Linked DNA regions of Homo sapiens: region 1 is linked to region 2. Evidence: read pairs that join two places in POLR2A ChIA-PET (ENCODE). Cell type or tissue: MCF 10A. All regions are shown on one strand. Links, peaks and the distances in the headings refer to the core of each region. The heading gives the core; the rest is flanking DNA. Region 1 has its middle 7.4 kb from the start of LINC02313. Region 2 has its middle 54 kb from the start of ARHGAP5-AS1.

Region 1 (5,385 bases), core at 157-5,156, 85 kb after region 2:
GTCCTCCACCTTGGTTCAAGCCATGATTTTTTTCCTAGGTTAGCGGCTCCATATTAACAGCAGTTGCACAAACAGAATCTAAGTGAGCGAGGCTGCCAGCTGTCACTACTGTATCTTCTGCTTACTCTGGAGATCAGCCGAAGCTGTGTGATCCCAGAATAAATGGATCTGCCATGAAGATAGGATTTTACTGCAAAAATGAGTTTTCTGATGGGTTTAAAGCCACAAAAATACTCTGAAGGCTGTTTTATACCTAAATCATGCTATATGAATTAAAAAGTAAAACACAACCTCTCATACCTCTTCAGGTTTTAGTTTCTTGTGGCTGATATAAATTTCACTTAACTCCCAACTGACATACGCAAAAACATTTTTTGGGGTCAGAATTCAAAATAAAATAGGGGCACATGCCAATTGTAACCCCATACAAACCAATGGGGGCAAGGGCTGGTTTTATAGAATGTTAAGCACCTCATGAAACTAAAGGTTTGATTCATCACTGTAGCTTTATAGTTTCCTTGACACTTAGCAGTGTTTTGTACCTAGCAGGCTGGAAGCTGTTTGAAGGCAGAGATGATACTTCATTCATATCTAACATAGTGCACTGGTATATTGGAAGTACATGTATTATCTGGCATAGTGCACTGGTATAGCATAGTATTATCTAGCATATCATATCCAGCATAGTGCACTGGTATATTGGAAGTACATTAGTTTGCTAGGGCTACCATAACCAAATACTGCAGACTGAGTGGTTTAAACAACGGAGATTTATTTTCTTACAAGTTTGGAGGCTAGAAGCCTGAGATCAAGGTGTCAGCAGGGTTAGTTTCTTCTAAGGCCTCTCTCCTTGGCTTGTAAAAGGCCATCTTCTGTCTGTGTCTTCTCGTAGTCTCCTCTCTATACACACCTGTCCAAATTTCCCCTTCTTATAAGGATACTAGTAAAATTGGATTAGGGCCCACCCTCACTTTAATTACGTCTTTATAGACATATCTCCAAATATAGTCACATTCTGAGGTACTGAGGGTTAGGACTTCAACATATGAATTTGGGGTGATAGGCGGGACAATTCAGCCCATAACATATGCTGAGTAAGTAGTGTATGCATAAATGGTGGATGGATGGATGGATGGATGAATAGATGGATAGATTAATGGATGGATGGATGGTTAACAATCAGGTGATCAACAAATACTTGATGCATTGAGTAAATTCACACAATCACTTGTGGAGACTGGGTTTTACTATAATATCACCCCAAAGATTTTAAATTATATATTTTAATCCAGCCTTACAAGAAAGTTTAAAAATCATTGCCTATCAAATTCTATCAAGCTAACAAAAAAAATAGCCACACCCAGACTTACGAATGCCATTTCCCTATCCTAATCATTCCCATCTTTAATGACTTCCTATAGCTGAGAGAACACCAGTATTTGCCTACAACAAATAACTACTACTTCTCCCATGAATACCTACATACTTAAAAACCTTCACATTAAGAAAACAGAAAGGAGGCCGGGCATGGTGGCTCACGCCTGTAATCCCAGCACTTTGGGAGGCTGAGGCAGGTGGATCACTAGGTCAGGAGATCAAGACCATTCTGGCTAACACGATGAAACCCCATCTCTACTAAAGATACAAAAAATTAGCTGGGCATGGTGGCGGGAGCCTGTAGTCCCAGCTACTCAGGAGGCTGAGGTAGGAGAATTGCTTGCACCCGGGAGGTGGAGGTTACAGTGAGCTGAGATCACACCACTGCACTCCAGCCTGGGTGACACAGCAAGACTCTGTCTCCAAAAAAAAAAAAAAAAAAAAAAAAAAGGATTAAGAGAACAGTTTTAGTTAAATCTGTTGCCTGATATTTCATTGTTTGATTGCCTCTAACTGAACCTGGCTAGTACTTAGTTTCTAGGTTGCCTTAACACTTTGATTCCATTCAACAAACTACAGAAATGCCCCATAGAATTGAAGGTAAGAGGAAATATGCCTACCAGGGACCTCAAGAAATCTTCCTTCTGATTCATCTGGTCACTGCGAGTGTTTGTTACATCTCTAATGATATAGAAAGTCATAAGCCAACCCTCCATCACCAACGTTCCTTCTCTATTTTTCTGTCTATCAAATGAAGTTGGTCATATGTAAACCTATCAAGGGAGTTGTAGGTGCACACCTAGACAAGGGTCAGAGGAGTGCCTGAGCTCCCCTGCCCTGACCTCAATGCCCTGAGTCATGTTGCTGGCTGCAGTTCTGACTCAGAGCTCCCACAGTATCAGCCTACATCATGACAGGAAGTGCCGCCAGAAGTCATGCTCAGCTCTACTGAATGAACTGTTTGTCACAGCTAGTATGAAACTGATTCACTGGTGTCATGGGACCATGTAGGCACTCACTCATTCATTCATTCATTCATTCATTCTTCAGTCATCCATTTCCTACTGGAATCTTGTCTAACAGAAAAGCTATAGCATAGCATCTCTTGAAACAACTGTGATAATTTTAAAAGTCCTGTTATGATTTATACCATTTTTGTCCTTAAAAATTATAACAGAGCAATAGATGGGTTGTGTGAGTTCTGTCTGTATAATATGTGATTTAGGTATTAAAATTTAAAGACAAATTTATGGAGGCCTTTTGTCTGTGACAGTGATGAATTATCTTGGCTCTGACCCTTGGGCAAACTGGCTACACTAAACTTAGAGTTCACACATGCAGCGGTTCCTCTGCTGCCTTCCCCGAGGCTTCCTGAGACAGATAGTATGAATTAATATTTTCTTTTTTTTTTTTTTTGAGACGGAGTCTCGCTCTGTCGCCCAGGCAGGAGTGCAGTGGCGGGATCTCGGCTCACTGCAAGCTCCGCCTCCCGGGTTCACGCCATTCTCCTGCCTCAGCCTCCCAAGTAGCTGGGACTACAGGCGCCCGCCACTACGCCCGGCTAATTTTTTGTACTTTTAGTAGAGACGGGGTTTCACCGTTTTAGCCGGGATGGTCTCGATCTCCTGACCTCGTGATCCGCCCGCCTCGGCCTCCCAAAGTGCTGGGATTACAGGCGTGAGCCACCGCGCCCGGCCTGAATTAATATTTTCACAGGCATTGCTAGGCATGATGTCACTTGATTTTGGCTCCAGGTGGAGGATGGGGCCCATGAGGTTCAAGGTTCCCCACTCCGCAGAGTTTTTTCCCCATTCCTACACACCCAGACATTTGTATCGAGAATTGATCAAAATGCATTCATGTGCTATAACTTCTTGTCAGGGATTCAAACCAAGTGATTTCTGACCTCTCTCCATCTGCCTCTCTTTTAAAAATATGTTTTAATTGTCTTGTTTTAGACATGTTTTATTGTAAATTACTTCACATTCTTTTTGAGAATAGGTGGCATGTAAATCATAGTTGAAGAAAAACCTTCAAGCCAGCATAATATTCCCAGAGCACAGAAAGCTCAGTGGGGAGGGGGCAAGGAGAGGCTGGTTGCCCTTGGGCCCACCCATTAGGTGTACCTGTCACTCCCACCATCAGGCTCTGTTCTCTGCAGGCTGAGGGATGATGGAAGAACAATCCAGAGGTCTGTTAGGAGCCCCACTCTGTCAGAAGCAGAGCATCCAATTCACTCAGGCCTTGCTCTACTGACAACTTCATGTCACAGAGGGACAAGGATGTTGTGAGGGAGCTACTGCTTGGATCTAATTTTGGCCATTAAAGGTGAACTAGGTGGATAACACAATGGAATCGACTGGCACTTAGACAGAAAAGGACCTTGTCACTATGTGATTCTCAAGAGCCAAGGAAGTGAATGCAAGCCGTCTATGTTCCTGAGACTGCAAGAATGAAGAACTCTACAAGTCCAGAGAAAAGAAGGTGATTCAGTGGATTAAATCTCAGAGGGCAGCAGAATGTGGAGGTTAAAGTACACGCTCAGGAATCTGGACAGACCTGAGTCAGGCTCTTGGCGCTGTCCTTACGGCTGTGCAAATGTCACCTCTCTGTATCTCAATATCCTCATCTGTAATCGTGAATAATAAGACCTACCTTATATGTCAACATTGAGAATTAAATGAGATCACATATATAAAGCCCCTAGTATGGTTTACTATTATGGTGAACACTCAGTAAAGGTTATTATTGTTGTTATTATTGTTACCATTATTGCAGACTTCCTATATGTAAGGCACAAGGCTAAATGCTCTTTGATTCCATGGTCAGAGACTCTAATCATGTAGAACTTGGTTCTAGAAAGACTGGAGGCTCCACCTAATTTAATTCTGACTCTACTCTGGAGAGGAGGAAGAGAGGGAACTATCCAAAAAAATTACTGTCTCCAATGAGCTTATATTTTACAAGGACACTCACAAAGGCAGGAAGGAGGAATTTGCAGCCAACAGCAGATACAAAGGAGTGGCATCAAAAGAAAGAATCAAGTCACGGAAGTAGAAGGCTGGGGCACAGGAGAATGCACACATAAAATACACCAGGAGCCACTGGGGTGGGTTCAGAACAAGAAAAAGAACAAGAGAAGAGTTTGGCCTCCTGCTGGGGGCAGATGACACAGTTAATTTAGAGATGATACAGTGAAAACAGAATTACTCAACTCCTAGTTTGCTTCCATCTTCTTTATCAGGAATGACCTTCGAGCCAGAAAGAAGAACAAAAATATGGCCAAGAGGAAATTAAAGTCTGTGATAGTGAGGAAGTAGGAGGAGAGCACCTGGCTGCTGCATTTAAGTCTCCAGCCTCAGATGAATTACATCTCAGCACCGTCTATACAGGCACCCCAATACTCACTGCAACAGGAACAGTAAAATAAGCAGCTCTAGGACCCTAAAATAACAGGAATTCATTTACAATATCTGACATCTGAAAAAAATGGAAATATTATAATATATGAGACTTTATGAAGCATGGTAGAACTTGCAGAAACTTGCAGAGGGGCAAATGTCTCCGTTTTATTAACAGGGACTTTTAGCAAAATTCTAACGCAGCTTAGACACCTTGTGTTGACCCAGGAAGATGAATGCTGGTCAGACTAACCTCATCTCCTCTCTGACAGGGTTCCTCAGGTAGTAACTGTTCCATTGTCTAGTTAGAAAATGGTGACAAACAAGTCAGCACACTTTCTTTGTGGACAAGGTAGAGAAATACAAGCTCCATGATAATACAGTAAGGAATATTCAGAGGAGCTCAGCTATAATCCGCTAAAAGGACTGGAGAACAGGATAATATTATTCTGTACAAAGATGTGAATTGGCACATGACTTGGTCTTCAGTGCCTCTCTATACAAAAACAGTAATGATCTGCAAGACAAAGGAAGTTTGCTGACATCTGCTGGGAGAAAGATCAGGAGGCAGCTGGTGAGGTGGAGGAGGGGTTGAGAGCTCAGGCTG
Region 2 (5,385 bases), core at 251-5,250:
TTTAAAAGAATCAACAGGAAAAAGCATTTAGCATGCCATCTTGCTAGTGAAAAAAAGACAGAACAGTGGAATAAAATGGCCCTTTCTTTGAAATGCATTTAATTTAATAAAACACGAAATTAAAGGTAGGATAGTCTCGTCCCTATTGCAAAATAACCTGCAGAGTGAAAACTGAGACATGCACAATTTCATTAACCTTCCATTCATAATGCATAATGCATGGAAAATGCCATTTTAACATCCAACTGAACAAGGCTATTTCCATGCCTTGAGAGGGTTTCACATATTAGCATTATTTGTCAGTGAGGATACAGGAAACAGTATGAAGAAAAAAGGTCCTGGTCACACAAAGCGTTTATCCTTTTCATAGTCTATTTTTTGAATGAAGATATTTTTCTTATTATATAGTGTTTTATCTCTTTGTTAAACATTCTTAGCAGCATACAGAAAAGCATGTCAGTAAAATTTGGAAATTTTGTTAAATCCTGACTCAGAGTGTGTAGCATCATTGAACGTTAGAACTTCAGAACTTCAAAGGTCCTGGAGATCACAAGCTTCAGAGATCATGGAGTCCATAGGATCATGGATTCCTATTTTGTAGATCAGAAAACTGAGGCTCAGGGAAATTAGTGACAGTGGAGGTGATAGCTCACTAGGGCCCGGGAGAGAAAACAGAGCTGGATAGGTTTGCTTTGTGAGTTCTCAGTGTCTTCTCATTGCAAACTGTCTTCAGTGTACCTTTAATTATTTTCTGAATAGACTAACGGCAGTTCAAAACCCTGCTCATTTTATAGCATTCCTTAGCTGTTAGTACTATTATAATGACCAAAAAAGAGAAAGAAAAATTGGGGCAAAAATGAACAACCTTGCAATTTATAAAACTGCAAAACATAACTGTTATAGGAAAGGGGTCCCAATCCAGACCCCAAGAGAGGGTTCTTGGATCTCCCACAAGAAGGAATTCAGGGTAAGTCCACAGTGCAAAGTGAAGGCAAGCTTATTAAGAAAGTAAAGGAATGAAAGAATGGCTACTCCTAGACAGAGAAGTCCTGAGGGCTGCTGGTTGCCCATTTTTAGGACTATTTCTTGAAGATCTGCTAAGCAAGGGGTGGGTTATTCATGCCTCCCCTTTTTGGACCATATAGGGTAACTTCTTGATGTTGCCATGGCATTTGTAAACTGTCATGGCTCTGGTGGGAGTGTAGCAGTGCGGATGACCAGAGGTCACCCTCATTGCCATTTGTGTTTTGGTGGGTTTTGGCTGGCTCCTTTATTGCAACCTATTTTAATGGCAACAAAAGCCAAAATTGACAAATGGGATCTAATTAAACTAAAGAGCTTCTGCACAGCAAAAGAAACTACCATCAGAGTGAACAGGCAACTCACAAAATGGGAGAAAATTTTCGCAACCTACTCATCTGACAAAGGGCTAATATCCAGAATCTACAATGAACTCAAACAAATTTACAAGAAAAAAACAAACAACCCCATCAAAAAGTGGGCGAAGGTATCAACAAGGTCTTTATGACCTGAATTTTGTGCTGACCTCCTATCTCATCCTGTGACTTAGAATGCCTCAACCATTTGGGAATGCAGCCCAGTAGATTTCAGCCTCATTTTACCCACTTCCTGTTTAAGATGGAGTTGCTCTGGTTCACATGCCTCTGACATAACCACCTAACATTTGAAAAGTGTGTCATATTTTATTAAAATATTGTGTTGCATTGAAATACAGTCATTGCGCAAGGATGCAGCATCATTTACTTTCTCCGGCTTTAATGTGTTGGAACAAGCCAAGCACATCCCTTGGTGCCCACCTCTTCCTCCATCCCCCAACATGTCACTTGCAAATGAATTGTACACCTAACATTTGCTTTGTGCAAGGAATTTTAAACCCAGGAAACAATACAGTATGTTTTAGTATATTATAGCAATAGGCTTCAAGTTTAATGAGCTTTGGGTCTAAATGTAGCAATTAGGAAGTCTCTTCAAGCTTATAAAATGAGATTCTACCCAAGTTTATAAGCAGGTACAATAACACTTGGAATGTAACTGTGTCAGGTATCTGAGAGGCTTTTTTCGAGCATATGTAGAACAAATTGCCTACGTAATACTCCTCCTTCCTTCCCAGTGTTTTGTTCCACAAACACTGACACTGGAACAAAATGTCCCTATCTGACAGGTATTGCAACATTTTGGTAATTAGCTTAAAATACAGCTGATTTGTCCTCCTGCTGCCTTCCCCTATGGCAACCAGTATCTGAAAGCTTGTTTTAAAGCCATTCAACAAGCACAAAGAACCATACCTGTTGCATCTGATTTCCTCCCCATTAAATCAGGATGAAGAATTTAGTAAAAACTGCTTATGCACAGATACTCCAGTGACTGCATGGAAGATAAGACTGTGAGGCTGCTGGCATTTTCACCACTTCTAGCTGGTTGTCAGTGGCATCTTGGCTTTTCTCTCAATGGCAGTGAGCCAAATAGCCCAGTGACCTCGGCCTTTCACCTAAGGGTCCTTAGTGTACCAGACCTTTCCCCTGTAACAAAGCCCATTGCTACTTTTGTAACCATGGTGGACGCTATCGGTTGGCTATTCAACTGACCTTCACAGCCCCCATCTTCCTTAAGGTTGAAATAGGCAGTTACTTGTATTCTCTCAGCCTCCCTTGCTGCCAGGCAGTCATGTGACACAGGTCTAAACAATGACACATAAGGTAAGGTGTATTGAGGTGCTTCTGGGAAACCTCTTCTTCCTTAATGGAGAAGTGGTTTGACACCGTAAGGGCTCTGGAGCTGAACTGCCAGAGTTTAAGTCCCAGTTCTATCACTTCTTGCCTGTGTCATACTGAGAAAGTTAATTCTGCTTTTTATGCTTTGTTTTTTTTAATCGGCTGTAGAATTAAAACCTACAAAGTGCTCAGGATAGCACCTGACATAAAGTAAATGCCGAGAAAATGTTAGTTACTATTATAGTTAATAAAAAAAAAAAAAGGCATGTGATGAGCATTCTGCTTCCTGCTTTTGGAAACGGCTTTGTGAGGTTAGGATGCCTGGAGTTATGGCAACCATTTTGTGACCAAAAGGGGACCTGGGACTGCCTAGCTCAAGATTTTCTTAAGTAAACGAACTATAGATATAGTGGATTTTCTGTTACTAGCTGCAGGACAATCCCATCTAATATATATATATATATATATATATGTATATATATATGTATATATGTATACACACACACATATAAAAATTATATAGAAGCAGGAAGCAGAATGCTCATCACATGCCTTCTTTCATATATATATGTATATATACACACATATATACATATATACACACATATACATATATACACACATATATACATATATACACATATATACATATATATACACATATATACGTATATATACACATATATACATATATACATATATATACATATATACACACATATATATACATATATATGAAAAATATATATATAATATATATTTTTTTGTGAGACAAGGTCTCACTCTGTCACCCAAGATAGGGTATGGTGGCATGCTCACAGCTCACTGCAGTCTCCACCTCCTGGGCTCAGGTGATCCTCCACCTCAGCCTCCCAAGTAGCTGGGACTACAGTGTGAGCCACCACGCCCAGCTAATTTTTACTTTTTGTAGAGATGAGGTCTCACTATGTTGCCCAGGCTGGTCTCAAACTCCTGGATTCATGTGATCCTTCCGCCTCAGCCTCCTAAAGTGCTGGGGTAATAGGCGTGAGCCACTGCACTCAGCCATCTTGTCCTTATTAAGCCAGGGTTTAAGCCCTGCCTTCTCTGGTTCTAGCTGCTCTGTTGGCTTTGTTCACCATGTACTGCTTCCTCCTCTAGTAGAGATGAGATGCTCCCTCCTAAGAGGCTCAGACTGATTTTCTTTAATCTGTCCTGGGAGCATTCTTAAATAGACTGTGGGCCTAATAGCAGCCTCATGTGTGGAAATCAGGACTTAATGGGGGGAGGGTGTGTAATTAAGCCCTCGTCCTACTTCAACTGAGCAGGATCTAGTTCTGCAGGCCTTCCTGGCTCCCATAGGGCTGGCTGCAGTATGTAAACATCTTATGGGAGGCAGGGGTCCCAATCTGGCTGCTACTGGGATCTCTCTGAGAGAGGAGAAAGAAAGAAACTGGTCAAGAAGGGAGTTAGGGTGAGTCCTCAGTTGAATTCTTTCAAACAAAAGAACAGCCTGAAAACTCAAGCTGCAGGCACAGATAAGGGAACGTGCACAGGGTGGGGGGCTTACCTAAGATATGTCCACAGCTGCACAGATAAGAAAGGCTACACAGGTGACTTGCCCAGACATGCCCGCAATGGAAAAATCCTGTCCTCTAGCACATGCTCAGTAAAGGGAACAAAGCAGTATGGAGTAACTCAAGCTAAGGGCCCACATGCGCACTAGAATGACAGGGTGGAGCTACCAGAAATCTGTGCCTTATGCAAATGAGACACCCAGCCCTCAACAGTTTCTTGTAAAAGCCTTTACATTGAACTGTAAAAGCAGCAACCTTCTTCCGGGCTCTATCGCTGAGGCGGAGAGCTTTCTTCTTTCACTTATGAAACTTTTGCTCCAACCTCACCCTTTGTGTCCACGCTCCTTAATTCTCTTGGTTGTGAGACAAAGAACTCCGGGTGATACCTCACAATGAGAGACTGCTAAATTGTTGTGCATTGGCGAGACTATAACATCTTCAACCTCCAGGTGCCATAGCACAGAGGCTCTGCTGGGAATCCAAGGCCACCATGTGAGGGTATGGAGGGGAGGATTGAGTGGCCCCTAAGGATCCCAAGTGCTTTCTTGCCAAGATCACAGCAAAGCTGCTCCACCTGTGCCCCCCAGTGCACTTCTGTTTCTTCTGGCAAAGTTTGTTCTCCATGCTTCTTTGTTTTCCAGATCATATCTGGGCAGACTGTTCTAAAAAATGTTGAAGACAATGATATTGTAGAATGACAGAGGAAGGAAGAATTATAAAAGTAGAAACTCTGGGACTCCCTTTTCTTTAGAAAATTGGCTTCTTGTTGGGTGCCTTACTTTTCTGTTTCTATATCCAACTTAGATGATAAGCCCCTAAGGATTTCTGTGGTTCTGTTCCTCACTGAAACCACTACAAAATTACAGTAAAAAATAAGGATAATGAAAAGAGGATCACTTCATAGCCTTCCTCGGTTCTGGAATTAAATCCAGCTCAGGTCAGGAATGAGCCATGAGATCCAGTAGTTTTCACCCATTATCAGACTTCAATAAAATTATTTTCAGTATTTCCAATGTAGACCTGTAGATGGTTTTCTATCATATAAAATTCAGAATGACAAAGAAGGTTATCTAGAGAAATTTAGAAGAAAGAAAGAT

What was found. Peaks named below come from ENCODE experiments on the same cell type or tissue, not always from the same donor. Only the 100,000 strongest peaks of a DNase experiment are listed, where the experiment ranks them.
Region 1: POLR2A ChIA-PET joins it to region 2 with 20 read pairs; 5 of 35 experiments call an interaction of 5 or more read pairs at or near these places.

What each region holds. Positions count from the first base shown.
Region 1 is chr14:31,934,811-31,940,195 of GRCh38, reverse strand. No RefSeq gene overlaps it. Among named protein-coding and RNA genes, the nearest start is that of LINC02313, 7.4 kb to the left of the region's middle. RefSeq lists enhancers at 5,199-5,385, 4,995-5,385. In MCF 10A, for the core only: no CTCF peak of the experiment used is centred there; a DNase peak (open chromatin) is centred at 2,265.
Region 2 is chr14:32,020,054-32,025,438 of GRCh38, reverse strand. No RefSeq gene overlaps it. Among named protein-coding and RNA genes, the nearest start is that of ARHGAP5-AS1, 54 kb to the left of the region's middle. RefSeq lists an enhancer at 3,967-5,166. In MCF 10A, for the core only: no CTCF peak of the experiment used is centred there; a DNase peak (open chromatin) is centred at 2,168.